3 separate regions of the Homo sapiens genome follow, and all the other regions are linked to region 2. A link is a contact called in ENCODE Hi-C or POLR2A ChIA-PET data. All regions are on one chromosome and are shown on one strand. The core of a region is the stretch at or near the end of the contact, and the rest is flanking DNA. Distances in the headings are between cores, read along the strand shown.

Region 1 (4,672 bases), core at 1,304-3,803, 390 kb after region 2:
TATTGCCCATCAAAACTTTGTAATCAAACCACCATGAGCTCCTACAAGTCTCATTAAGAGATCCAATAAATTTTTACTTTTTATGTTTAAAAATTATTATCAAACTGTATATTTATCTTGTTTTGATTTATTGAATACCGATGTTGGCAATTACTTAAAATTTTTCGTTAAGAGGATACAGAATCAGTCAAAATTTTTATCACTGGTTCACAAAAAGGGCTAAAAGCCATTGGTATATATGATTTGTTTAATGCGTGGTTCTCAAATGACACTTCCATGGAACATTTGTGTTTTGTCTTCTGTGCATGTCTGTCCTGCCACAGAAATTGAACAGTGGTGGTGCTTTCTCAATTCACAGAAGAAGTCAAAAAAGTTTTGCAGTTTTGACTCCTAAATCTTTGGTACCTGCTACCCTCATGTCCTCGAACAACTTGCAGCAGTTGATGAAATAATAGGGAGCAAATCAACATTAACAGAGAGATTCAGAAAGAATGACACATCTTTAGTTCAGCACTAAATTTGATTATGGACACATCCTCCTAGTGGTAGTATTATTATATGTTATTATATGATACTGTTCTCTGCTAGTAAAAATGTTCCCAATTCAAATTTGGAGTTAAATAAATCAACATTTCTTGATTGTTTCATGAAAAGGGCAAATGGTGAACAATCTAAACACATTAAGAGGTGTTCATTTAATGTATAACGTGTAAAAGATTTGTGCAAAGAGAGGTTGTGATGTTAAAACTTGCTGAATGTGAAATTTTCATTTAAATAAATATCCAAGGATAAACAGAAAGTAAAAGAAAGAGTTCTTTTTCTGATTTAAGGCTGAACATACTCATGTAGTTTTGCATCCAAAAGTGGTCTTCCTTTGGCAGAAAATATACTTTTCGAGTGAATGTGAATTCTATATTTAAAAGCTACTCCTTCTTTCCTCAGAGCCTCTATCGTCAGGCCATGGAAGAAGCCAAGAAAGAAGGCTATGACTTGAGAAGTGATGCCATTCCCATTGTGGCTGCCAAGGCCTCTCGGGATATTGCCAGTGATGTAAGAGCTGATCAAGTCCTAACATTTCTTACCATCATGCCAGCCACACAGAATACAGCTGGATGTCTCTTTGGTCATCATCCACCTTAACTCCCTTCAGTGCATAGGCAAATATACTGAGGGTTGAGATACAGATAACTTGCCCAAGATCACAAGCATCACAGAGGCATAGCCTAGACTGGAATGTGGCTCATTTGACTCCTTATTTTTGATCTTTGCTCAATAGGAGTGAGTGCCTCGATTAAAGCTAGATGTGTGTATGCTGAGCTACTCACAAAACCTCAGGAACTTCCTTGGAACACACTCAAGGCAAAGATGCCAGAAAAGAAGCAGGCTTAACTGAGTTTGCCCCATCACTTGAAAATGAACATGGAAAGACAAAGTCTTCTTTCTATGTGGTGCACAGAACCAATATTTCTTTACCCTAAAAATGAAAACATCAGATCCCTGGACATCTTAAAAATTAATCCAAGAGTAGTAAAATTGTTCATTTTTATAGGTTTTTAAATGTTTAAATTCTGGTTAAATATATATATATATATATATATATATATATATATATATATATATACACACACATACATATATATATAATAAAATTTACCATCTTAACCATTTTCAAGTATACTGTTTGGTGGGGTTCAGTATATTCATATTATTGTACAACAGATTTCCAGAATTTTCATCTTGTAAAACTTAAACTCTCTACCTATTAAATAACAGAAATTGTCCATTTTAAAACTATTTCTCCCAAATCAATTGTGAAGAGGAAATTACTTCTCAGACTATGCTAGAAAATTTTAATGATCCATGTAAACATACGCCCCAGGTGTGTTCTTAAATAGGCTCACTCACATGATGGATTTCTGAGACACCATCATGGTTTATTACTGTAATTGGACTCTTCATTTCAGTATTCACTTTTTATCATTTTTTGCCAACATATGATTCTCTAGCATATATAAAGGAACCATTGTGGGGTTATTCTGTGGACATGTGCCAATGAGCACAACAGTCCAATATGTGGCGTTACAGCAGCATGACCAGTGAAACTCCTCTGTTGCCTTAAAGATTTCATAGAAAGCACCACCACAGAAAGAACAACAGGGAATAGCCCTTTGTGCTTCCTTCTTATTTACTGGATTCTCTCTTTCAGTACAAATACAAAGAAGCATATCGTAAACAGTTGGGTCACCACATTGGCGCCCGAGCAGTACACGATGACCCCAAGATAATGTGGTCCCTCCACATTGCCAAAGTGCAGAGTGACCGTGAGTACAAGAAAGATTTTGAGAAATACAAGACAAGGTACAGCAGCCCAGTGGACATGCTTGGTATCGTTTTGGCCAAGAAGTGTCAGACCTTGGTCAGCGATGTGGACTATAAACATCCTCTGCATGAATGGATCTGCCTGCCCGACCAGAATGACATCATTCATGCACGGAAAGCCTATGACCTCCAGAGTGACGTAAGTTTCCTTGATGTTAGCTCTGCATGTTAAAAGCGGATCTGAAACGTGTCTGTGAGTTCTGACTAGTGCCAATGAACTGCAATTTGTTTGTATATTTCAAACAATTTACAATTAAATGTCTGAAAGGAGTTTCCCATTGGAGGTACTACAATTTGTTTTCTTCTCCAAAAGTTCTCTGTAGGAGAGGAAACAAAGTAAATATTATCAGTTCTAAACAGGTATAAATCTTCCTAGGGATTCAGGCTTCCTTTGTTTGAATCAGATGAAACTTAGCCCTTAAAAATATATCACTGCAAACTTTTGGCTAAGGAAGTAAAAAAATGTGTGTGTTTGTTGGCAGAGGGCAGTAGGGAGATAGAGGGAAAGCATATTATGCTAAATTACTTTAATTTACATTTTATACTTACTGATGGGAAAATTCTATCATTCTTACGTTTTTCGAAACCAGTCGTCTAATACTTATCAACATTCAGCATGTCCTATTGAGAGTAAAATAAAATGAATAATTAAGGAAATACCAAACATATCTCTGTAACATCACATTTCCTTTATACACTTGAAGTTTTGTGATTTTTGAAGATGGAAATAAAAGTGAGAATTTTTTGACTGCAGTACTCACGCACCATCAGTCTCAGTGTGTGGTTTTATTTGGAGCTATTAGACTACATTTTCCAAGGCTAAAAAAGCATGCTTCTCTGTAAAAATCTTGTAATACTGTCATAGGCAGGACCATGTCTTTTACTTTAAAAGAAGATCTTTTATCATTCTTGCTGTACTCCTCTGTACCAAAAAAACGCTCAGAAAAAAAAATACACTTAGGATTCAATAATGTGCGTGAGTGAGTGAATGACTATGCTAGGAACCTTAACTATTCATCGGTATTTTTGTGTTTCTCTAGGATAACCCATTTTGTAACTATGAATCTGAAACACTAATTAATAAATCTGTTTCTTATCTGTTGATCTGCAGAATTTGTATAAGTCAGACCTTGAATGGATGAAAGGCATTGGCTGGGTTCCGATTGATTCCTTGGAAGTTGTTAGGGCCAAGAGAGCTGGAGAATTACTTAGTGATACTATCTACCGTCAGCGTCCAGAAACGCTGAAATTTACCAGTATAACGGACACTCCGGAGCAGGTGCTGGCAAAAAACAATGCTTTAAACATGAATAAGGTGAGTCTTCAATCCTCACTGTTAGATACCGAAAGTTACCACAGAACAATTTAAAAATTCTGATATATTATTGCATTTTAAAGATAATAATAAGCATTATGATACCTTCTTAAATGATTTTTCCACTATAATACCATAGTTACTTAGTGATACTTCAAAATATTAAACCATTGTTAAAAGTACTGTGTGCTTTTGTTTGTTTGTTTTGTTTTTTGAGACTAAGTTTTGTTCTCGTCGCCCAGGCTGGAGTGCAATGGCACGATCTTGGCTCACTGCAACCTCCACCTCCTGGGTTCAAGCAATTCTCTTGCCTCAGCCTCCCAAGTAGCTGGGATTACAGGAGCCTGCCACCACACCCAGCAAATTTTTGTATTTTCAGTAGAGACAGGGTTTCACCATGTTGAAGGCTGGTCTCAAACTCCTGAGCTCAGGTGATCCACCCATCTCGGCCTCCCAAAGTGCTGGGATTACAGGTGTAAGCCACCGTGCCCAGCCTAAAGTACTGTGTGCTTCTGATTGGATTAGTAGGTTGTCAAAAAAAAAAAAATACTGTGTGCTATAACTCTTTCCTATAAATTATTTTAAATACTTCAATCCAATTATACTTTTCATAACCGATAAGTCCTTTAACAGATTATTGAAAGAATTTTAATAAGAAACAAAGGTAAGGAATTTATGCAGCTTTAATAATTTTATTTCTACCTTGTATACAAGAGAGATGACTGGCACATAATCAAAACAATAATATCTGTGAACACCAAAATAATTTTTCTCTCTCTCTCTCTCTTTTTTTTTTTTTTTTGTAGCGCTTATATACTGAAGCCTGGGACAATGACAAGAAAACTATTCATGTCATGCCTGATACACCAGAAATCATGTTAGCCAAACTCAACCGAATAAACTACAGTGATGTAAGTAAACTGTTGATCTTGTAATGAACAGAAAGGCAAAAATGAACCACTGTAGCTGTTTCCTTAG
Region 2 (4,868 bases), core at 2,053-4,552:
CCACTGTGGAAAAGAGTACAGGAGTTCCTCAGAAAATTATGTAGAATTGGCAGGGCATGGTGGCTGGCACCTAATCCCAGCACTTTGGGAGGCTGAGGCGGGCAGATCACTTGAGGCCAGGAGTTCAAGACCAGCCTGGCCAACATGGTGAAACCCTGTCTCTACTAAAAATACAAAAATTAGCTGGGCATGGTGGCAGGTGCCTGTAATCCTAGCTGCTCAGGAGACTGAAGCAGCAGAACCACTTGAACCCGGGAGGTGGAGGTTGCAGTAAGCCAAGATGGTGCCACTGCACTCCAGCCTGGGTGACAGAGCGAGACTCCGTCTCAAAAAAAAAAAAAAATTACGTAGAATTACCATATGATCCAGCAATTCCACTTCTGAATATATGCCCATAAGGACTGAAAGCAGGAATTTGAACAGGTATCTGTACAACTGTGTTCACAGCAGCATTCTTCACAATAGCCAAAATGTGGAAGTAACCCAAGTGTCCATCCACAGACGGATGGCTAAAGAAAATGTAGGATACACATACAACAGAATACTATCCAGCCTTGAAAATGAGGGAAAAGTTTGACTCGTGCTGCAACATAGGTGAACCTTGAAGACATTACGCTAAGTGAAATAAGCCAGGCCCCAAAGGAAGAATGTTTTATGGTTCCACTTATATGAAATATCTAGAGTAGTCAACTTCAGAGACACAAATTCTAATAGTGGTTGCCAGGGTTTGGGGGAGGACAGAATGGAGAGTTAGTGTTAAATGGGTACAGAGTTTCTTTTTGAAAAGTTGAAATGGAAGATGGAAAAGTTCTAGAGATGGATAGTGATGATGGTTGCACATCAATTTGAATGTAGTTAATATCACTGAACTGCACACTTACGGATGGTTAAAATGCTACATTTTGTTATGCATATTTTCCCATGATTTGAAAAATGGTTAAAAAAAAGGCACATACACAAAAATACAATAGGTGGTAGAGTTGTCAGCGGAGAGGGATAAAATGGTAACAGTAAGGCCTTATTGACAGACCAGGTGTGACTTGCCGGCACAAAGTACTTATTAACTCATCTAACTTATTGCTCATCTCCAGCAACCCTCTGAAACAGGTACTTATTAGCCCTGCTTTATAGATGACACAACTGAGAAAGGGAAGATTACTTAAGGCTCTACTAGTCAATGGGAAGTTTCTAAGGTAGCCGTGTAATTGAAGGTGGACCTTGGAGGAGAGGCAGGATTGGGGTGGAAAGAGGATAGGAGGTATTCTAGATAGATAGGAGCTGGCTAAGGAAAGATCCAGAAACTGGTGGGAACTTAAATATTCAGCTGCCATGACGATGGTTGGTATGTAGGGTTCGTATGAATGAAACGTGACTACCAGGGCAGATAATGAAAGGCTTTCAATCCCAGAGTAAGAGATATAGGGCCAGGCGTGGTGTCTCATGCCTGTAATCCCAGCACTTTGGGAGGCCAAGGCAGGTGGATCACTTGAGGTCAGGAGTTTGAAACCCGCCTGGCCACCATGTCAAAACCCTACTAAAAAGTACAAAAATTAGCCAGATGTGGTGGCTCACACCTGTAGTCCCAGCTACTTGGGAGGCTGAGGCATGAATCGCTTGAACCCAGGAGGCGGAGGTTTCAGTGAGCCGAGACTGCATCACTGCACTCCAGCCTGGACAACAGAGTGAGACTCCATCTCAAAGAAAAAAAAAAAAAAAGAAAGAAAAGAAAAAAGAGAGATATGGAACGGGGGCATCAAACTCAAACTCAAGTGTTTTCAGAGGCCAGCAGGTAACAAATGTGAGACAAGTGGCTTAGTCCAGGTGACAGGGAGTAGTATGGACTGTGGCAAGCTGAATAGAGCACATCCCACCTGAGACATTCAGATCTCAAACATAAATCCTGGGCAATGTGGGCCACTGATGGGCTTGGATGACATTGAACTTCTGATGGTGAGGTTGCTGTGCCCTTTGAAGGCATGCAGAGTGGTGTCGAGGGCATATGCAAGACCACATGGTATATGAGGCATATCTTCCTGGCTGTGTCAATAGCACTAGAAGATTATGGGTAAAAATTGATGCACTTTCACTAAGTACTTAAAAAATGATTTTTATGGTATGACAAAGACAGGTGGAGTAGAATACTAATGATAGCGAACATTGTTGAATGCTGACTATGTGCCAGGCACCGTTCTGAGCATTTTGCATATATTATCTCCTTCAGTCCTCCAAATAGCCCATGTACTTGGTTCCATTGTTATCCCTATTTACAAATAAGGAAATGGAGGTGCAGAAAGGGGAAGTAACTTGCCCGAAATGGTTGTGACAGAAATCTGGGACACAGTGGTGGTTGCACTTGCACTTAGAATTAACTCTGAGTTTCCTGAAAGCTGTTTCTCATTTATTTTGTCATGGCACTGTAGTCCAAGAGTAATTTAAGAAATGTTTCCATTTTTATTGTAGATTTAGAAATACATGTGCAGGTTTGTTCCAAGGACGAGGTTGTGTGGTGCTGAGGTTTGTGTTTCTATGGATCCCTTCACCCAGATCATGAACATAGTACCCAATAGGAAGTTTTTCCGCCCCCCTCACTCCCTCCTTTTGAAGTCTCCATTGTCTCTTGTTCCCATCTTTATGTCTGTGTGACCCCAAATTTTAGCTCTCACTTATAAGTGAGAACATTCAGTTCTTGATTTTCCATTTCTGCATTAGTTCTCTTAGGATGACAGCCTCCTGCTGCATCCACATTGCTGCAAAGAACCTGATTTTGTTCTTTTTATGACTGCCTAGTATTCCCTGATGTATATGTCCCACGTTTTCTTTGTCTGATCCACCACTGATGGGCATGTAGGTTGAGTCCATGTCTTTGCTACTGTGAATAGTACTGCGATGAACATACACATGCATGTGTCTTTATGGCAGAAAGATTCATTCTCCTTTGAGTAGATACCCAGTAATGGAACTGCTGGGTTGAATGGTAGTTCTATTTTTAGTTCTTTGCAAAATTTCCAAAGTGCTTTCCACAGGGGCTGAACTAATTTGCATTCCCACCAACAGTTTATAAGCATTTCTTTTTTGCCACGACCTCACCAGCATCTGTTATTTTTTGACTTTTTAATAATAGCAATTCTGACTGGTGTGAGATGGTGTCTCATTGTGGTTTTGATTTGCATCCAAGAGTAATTTAAATAGGGACCACTAGATGTCACTACCCAGTGCTCCTTAAGAAAGAGAAACAGACAAGAAACGCCGCTGTGGCTCTGCCTTGAAGAAACAGAAAAACTGCTTAACCACTGATATTTATGGTCTTCCTATTGAAGAATGCTGATGTGACCTGGTTGCCACAGTGCCTCTGACTCCTCCCCTATCCCCATTGTCCAGCCCAGCTAAGTGGTGCTGCGGGAGCCCTATTCTGCTGGTAGATTTTGTAATTTCAGGAAAACTAGAAGGGACTCTGTCATTTCATAAGTCAACTCCTTCCTGCATCAGCTGCCCACTCCACTGAAGGCAGGAGGGGCAGGATTGACTGAAGGAGGTTTTGGTTGTTAGCATGTGTGTGTGTGTGTGTGTGTGTGTGTGTGTGTGTGTATGTATGTAAAGTAGGGGGGACACGGGGGTTGTTTCCAGTTTTGAATAACTCAGGACCTGCTCTTGCACATTGGTCTAGTGCTTTCAACTAAGACCTTCCTTAACATGGGGCTTGCACAGGGCAGAAGTGTGACCAATATATGCTAAATTAAGTTGCACAGAAGGGCAGGAATGGGGCTTCTGCACAGAACATCGAAAAGGAGAGGAGGATCTTGGAAGGGACTAGGTAGTGCCTGAACCTCTCAGGGCAGTGGGTAGGTAGAGGAGAGTTTGCCAGGGGTTCATTCAGAGGGAAATAAAGGAAGGTGTATGGTGCCCTCCTCACAGGTACCCGACTTACTTATTCAGGATATAGCTATGGAATGTACATGTTCTTCAGGTACCTACAAAGATTTGTCAAAGTTGAGCAAATCAACCAGGCACGGTGGCTCATGCCTATAGTCCCAGCGCTTTTGGAGACTGAGGCAGGAGGATCACTTGAGCCCAGGAGTTCAAGACCAGCCTGGGTAACAACGAGATCCTGTCACCAGACATGGTGGCATGTGCCTGTGGTCCGAGTACTTGGGAGGCAGAGGTGAGAGGATTGCTTGACCCCAGAAGTTTAAGGCTGCAGTGAGCCTTAATGGCACCATTGCACTCCAGCCTGGGTGACAGAGACCATGTTTGTTTGGTTTTTTTTTAAAGTAAGGTTTTTTTTTTTATTAATTTCTCTTTAAAATATTCCTTTTCCTCCATCCCAGCATCCTCAACTAACTTAAAAATCTTCCTTCTTTACTGTAAATATTTCAAGAATTCTGTATATCTAAATATAGTCAATACAATGATGAATTACATTTTTATCCAGTTACCTTGAGGCTGGAAAACGAAGAGAGGTTTCTCTAGAACACTGTGAAAGGTAACCCATACCAAAATAGAGCAGAGAAGGGGGAGGAGGGAACTGCCGCAGAAAAACCTTAAAGCTTTCACTGAAATGTGTCTCCTTTCTTTTGGAGAGGAGGTCAAAATATAATAAGCGCATCAAGAGCTGTTTTGAAAAATGGGGCTGTGTAAGTTATGAGAACAGCTGTAGAGATTTTTTTTTTTTTTTTAGATGGAATCTTGGTCTGTCGCCCAGGCTGGAGTGCAGTGGCACAATCTTGGCTCACTGCAACCTCCACCTCCCTGGTTGAAGCAATTCCCCTGCCTCAGCCTCCCAAGTAGCTGGGATTATAGGTGCATGCCACCAGGCCCGGCTAATTTTTTTTGTATTTTTAATAGAGACAGGGTTTCACCATATTGGCCAG
Region 3 (4,815 bases), core at 1,161-3,660, 290 kb after region 2:
TGCCTCATTTGGAGGGCACTTGTGAGAATGCCGGCAGCAGGACCTTGAAAGGCAGACAAAATTGCTTCGACATGGAACGGTAATAAATAAGAGGCATCATAAGATTTTGGAGCGGAAAACAGCATGATAAAAATAGAATCTGGAGTAATTTTGATGAGCAATATGATAGATTGAGATTAGGAAATACAGGAAAAACTGGGTAATTTGGAGAAATCTATTTTAGTAATAATTAGGGCAAAGGAGAGGAAGAAAGGAATCTGAGGGTAATAAGTATTAATAGGCATGAATGGCATTGGATATTGGAGCCAAAGGAGAGAAAGAAGCCCTAGAGGAGCTTCTGACTGTAGACTGGTGGTCTGGGTGAGTAGGGGCACAGCTGGTAAAGGTGCGTTAATGGAAAGAGAAATGGAGTTGAGATGATTGAAGGAAACTTCAGATCAAGGCATCCTATGGATAAATTAGAAAGTTCCATTGCTCAGGTATGAGAACAGGGCAAGAAATTAATATTTGAGAGTCATCAGAACAAAGTGATAGCCAAAGACATGAACATCTATGAGGGAAGCAGAAGAGTGCATGGCCAAGGGCAGAGTTTTGGAGGACACCCACACTTAGGACTGAACAGGAGCCAGCAAAAGGATGAGGGAACAAACAGCGAAGTTGAAAAGGAACCAGGAAATGCCATGTCATGTAAGCCTGGGAGAGGTTTCCAAGAAGACAGTTAATCTCCTATCTCCCTTCATCTATCAAATGGAGAGATGAAGGATTACCTTCATACCATTCTAATGCTATGGACTTTGAACAATGAAAGTTGGCCACATGTTTTGAGCAATTACAGTAGAAGATGTAATGAAAGAGAACATACAATAATGAAGTAAAGTCTTCCCTGCTATTCCTCAAAAAGATGTGACAGTTAAGGCATAGCTTTTATTTTAATTGCAGACCAAGTGTGCACTCAGTATCAGATTATTGACATGCCTATTAATACTGTTGTCAGTACTATGAACTTCTACAATTATTGGGCACAGAGCCCTAAGCAAGCTGTTGTTTGCAGAATGCACCATGTGTAGGCACATAGATTTCTGGCTAAGGGCTTGGGCTTAGATGCTGTTGCTATCTCTCCTGTACTATCTTCCTGTGTCCTTCTTAATCTACTTATCATGTTTTCCTTATTAACTAAGTAGAGACAAACTACTTTGCACACACTAAGAGTCTTTAAGCTGATGCAGAATACTGAACTTTTTTTTTTTACTTTTTTAAAAATCAGATTATTCTCCATAACAACAGAATTCTAACTAAACAGAATTCTGAAGAAGGTTCCTGAGAAATTAGGACTTCTAGATCTGATTTGTCTGAAACTTCTTGGCAGGATGTCATACTTAATAAACATTTATCCTATTCAAATGTTGCTTTTACCCTAAGGACTTAACCAGCCATGAAAAATCCTGTTGTCCTATGCCTAAAATGAAGTCTTCAGTTTGTATTTTTTTTTTTTTTTTTTTGAGACAGGGTCTCACTCTCTCACCCAGGCTGGAGTGCAGTGATACAATCTTGGCTTATTGGCTTATTGCAACCTCCACCTCCCAGGCTCAAGTGATCCTCTCACTTCAGCCTCCCAAGTAGCTGGGACTACAGGTGCACACCACCACACCCGGCTAATTTTTGTATTTTTGGTAGAGACAGGGTTTCACCGTATTGCCCTGGCTGGTCTTGAACCTTTGAGCAATTCATCCGCCTTTGCCTCCCAAAGTGCTGGGATTACAGGCGTGAGTCACTGTGCCTTGCTTAACTTATTTAAAAGAAATTAAGCCAGGCTTGTTTGTGGAATTTGTGTAAATACATTTCAAAATCTGTCTTTTGTATCCCAATTGATTTGATGTCCATGAAAGCTTTTGTTATAGGCACTAGGTAGATATTATTGGGATAAGATACAGTTAGACTTGGTTAAAGTATAAAGATGATTGGGACCTTGGGATTATTCAACTGCTTTACTTGATAAATAAGAACACTGCCATGAGGAAGGGAAAATAATCGTAGAAACTTCACAGTTGTGTCACGGAAGATTAGAAAGATAATTCTCCTCTTGAGACATTCCCCCATGGCCTCAGTGTGTAAGACACACATTGAGATGTCAGTCATTGACTCTTGCTCTAGCTAGGTACTATGCAGGCCACAAGGGTTCCCAAGGATAGGACATCTTCTTTGCCATCCCAGAGCTCACAGTCAAGAGGAAAGAGACATGTAGACAAAAAATTACAGTGTCATCTGACAACCCCTCTAAAGGAGGTAATGGCCAAGTTGAGTGAGATCCCAGGAGAAGGTCATCACGTCTGGCTCAGGAGTCAGGGAAGGCTTGAGAGGGGAGTCATGGTGTCCTGAGCCATGGAGAGGAAACAGCGGTTTGCAGACAGATGGGGAGAGGGAACAGCATGTACGAGGCCGTGAAGCATCTGAGGGCTTCATGTATCTGGGGATCTATGAATAGTTCTGCATTGTTGGAAACAGGGGCCAAGTCTGGTGGAACAAAAGAACCAGAGGAATCAGAAATGAAGAGAGAAAGGAGGGCAAGAGAGAAGGATATGCATTATTTGTGGGCACCATACTTATTTTAAGGTGATAGAAGTCTTTTATAGGCTGAAGGGAAGGAGCTAATGAAGAAGGAGAGTTTGGGGTTGTGAGAAAGAGGAGGGATGACTGAGAGAGCTGGGTGCAAAAGGATATGCTGGAAAGGGCAGCACCCTGGGTGCAGGAGTCATTCCCTCTGAAGGATGTTTCTCCTCTGAGCCAGGGAAGGGGTGGGAGACGCAGGGATGAATATGGAGAAGATAAGTGTGTAGCGTTTCTTCACTCTATGAAAGAGGAAGCTGAGAGTAAGGTGGGGTTGATTGTGGGCTTAAGGACAGTGTTGGGGTTTTAGACTGGCCCCTGAGAGTAGGGACTAACCAGAGACTCATAATGGGCTGTGAAAGTTTCCTTGAAGACAAAATGGCATTAGTATACCATAGGGTCATAGAGTATTGGGCACAGAGCCCCAAGCAAGCTGTTGTTCACAGAACATACCACTGGGCAGGCATGTAGATTTCAAGCTAAGTGCTGGGGTTCAGAGTCTCCCTGCCCTGTACCTTCTTCCTGTGTCCTTCTTAACCCTACTCATCATGTTAGCATTGCCTAATCCATGGAGTTGCAGGTTTTCTTCTGTGGCATTCAGCATCCTAGGCATAAGAACAGAGGAAGTTGGCCAGGCGCGGTGGCTCACGCCTGTAATCCCAGCACTTTGGGAGGCCAAGGCAGGCAGACCATGAGGTCAGGAGATCAAGCCCAGCCTGGCTAGCATGGTGAAACCCCGTCTCTACTAAAAATACAACAAATTAGCCGGGCACGGTGGCGGGTGCCTGTAGTCCCAGCTGCTCGGGAGGCTGAGGCAGGAGAATGGCCTGAACCCAGGAGGCGGAGCTTGCAGTGAGCCGAGATCGCGCTACTGCATTCCAGCCTGGGCAACATAGTGAGACTCCGTCTCAAAAAAAAAAAAAAAAGAACAAAGGAGGTATATGGTCAAGTCGATCCAAGGCTGGGGGTTTATTGAATGTGATAAAAAGACAAGGGGTTGGGAGTTGAAGACGCTGGTTAAGAGAATAATTGCAGTTGCAAACCATGGCATGGAAATGAATGGAAGAAAGCAGATCTAGGGCCATGAGTCTTGAGGAGGAGGGAAGAAAATTCAGCAAAATAGAAATCACTAGCAGTACTGAGAGCAATGGTATGTAACATCTAGGACAAATTATAACATGTTACACTAAAATTTAAGACTTCAAATAAAGATGAAAGCATAATCGTTTTTAAAATACATCCCTGTCTTTTATTTCATCAGGTTGCCTACAAAAAAGGTCTCGCTGAACAGCAAGCTCAATTCACGCCTCTGGCTGATCCTCCAGATATAGAATTTGCCAAGAAAGTAACCAATCAAGTGAGCAAGGTAAGTAAATAGAGCTGGGACATTGCCTCCCTTGAAGACTCTGCTTAATAATTTCAACCATCAGAGAGGGTTACTAAAGGTGAGACTGAAGATAAAACACAAACACTAGGAGTATTTTTACATATGATCCCCAAAGACTCTACAGCAAAAGCAATACATCCATAAACGTCAAGAACTGTGTTAATAAATGTTTAGCCAGCTTGATGACTCAGTAATTGATAAATGTGAAAATCACCTTTTGAAAACAGAAGCCATGTTCTAATGTCACTTGACATTTTTACTTATGACAGTAATACTACAGAGTCACCAAATAACCACACACTTCCGTGAAGAGCTGGTTTAAATTCACTGTGAAGACCTTGGATAGTTCTATCTTATCCGTCACACTTGGAAAAATAAGAATGTGTCTCAGACATAGCTTAGTTAACAGCAGTGGGCAGTGGACCTCATAACTTTTAAGGCCCTAACAAACAGCTTAGTCTACCTATATTTAGGCAGTAAACTAGCTCTGAGGAATGTGGCTCTGATGAGGAATGCAGAGAGACAGATGCTTAGCTGATGAATAGGCCCATGCTAAATTCCTATTTTAAATTGGTCCAAATCAGACCACTTTCTCCTGGGATACTGCTGCTTTTAAATACTTTATCTTGCCCTCTGTGGAGATGAGTGTCAGTTTGTTCTGCTTGAATTTTGATGAAACCTCAAGATTTTTATCTTAAGCATTTTCTGGGTAAAGTATCTAGTAGAGAAGAATGATGAAATGATATGGATAATGATGTCTATTCAGTGATGTTTATTAGTGTTTTATATTGTAGATTACCTAACTGTGTAACTATGAGCTGTTT

What was found. Hi-C counts contacts between places; a loop is a spot of excess contacts on that map. ChIA-PET counts read pairs that join two places held with the same protein, here RNA polymerase II (POLR2A). Pooled maps may share reads with other maps.
Region 1: a map of cardiac septum shows a loop between it and region 2 (5-fold over the local background). The contact joins two enhancer-like sites. A Hi-C loop is called at or near these places in 13 of 168 maps with a recorded cell type or tissue (CD4-positive, alpha-beta T cell, Right ventricle myocardium inferior, cardiac septum and 4 more), 1 of 37 single-sample maps with no recorded cell type and 17 of 50 pooled maps. POLR2A ChIA-PET finds 5 or more read pairs at or near these places in 1 of 52 experiments (GM10248).
Region 3: a loop to region 2 is called in a pooled map of right cardiac atrium, with 2.5 times the contacts of the local background. The contact joins two enhancer-like sites. A Hi-C loop is called at or near these places in 2 of 50 pooled maps. POLR2A ChIA-PET finds 5 or more read pairs at or near these places in 2 of 52 experiments (OCI-LY7 and activated T-cell).

Annotation. Positions count from the first base shown.
Region 1 is chr2:151,617,297-151,621,968 of GRCh38, reverse strand. It overlaps NEB (nebulin), which reads left to right. Exons shown (of 182, transcript NM_001164508.2): 72 at 943-1,050; 73 at 2,207-2,518; 74 at 3,491-3,694; 75 at 4,501-4,605. Among named protein-coding and RNA genes, the nearest start is that of NEB, 110 kb to the left of the region's middle. Within about 2 kb of position 2,553, at least 2 of the 41 ENCODE cell types and tissues checked have a DNase peak (open chromatin) inside an H3K27ac peak, as active enhancers do.
Region 2 is chr2:152,003,250-152,008,117 of GRCh38, reverse strand. The region is part of intron 2 of CACNB4 (calcium voltage-gated channel auxiliary subunit beta 4); the gene reads left to right. Among named protein-coding and RNA genes, the nearest start is that of CACNB4, 93 kb to the left of the region's middle. Within about 2 kb of position 3,302, at least 5 of the 41 ENCODE cell types and tissues checked have a DNase peak (open chromatin) inside an H3K27ac peak, as active enhancers do.
Region 3 is chr2:151,716,571-151,721,385 of GRCh38, reverse strand. It overlaps NEB (nebulin), which reads left to right. Exons shown (of 182, transcript NM_001164508.2): 10 at 3,866-3,970. Among named protein-coding and RNA genes, the nearest start is that of NEB, 15 kb to the left of the region's middle. Within about 2 kb of position 2,410, at least 2 of the 41 ENCODE cell types and tissues checked have a DNase peak (open chromatin) inside an H3K27ac peak, as active enhancers do.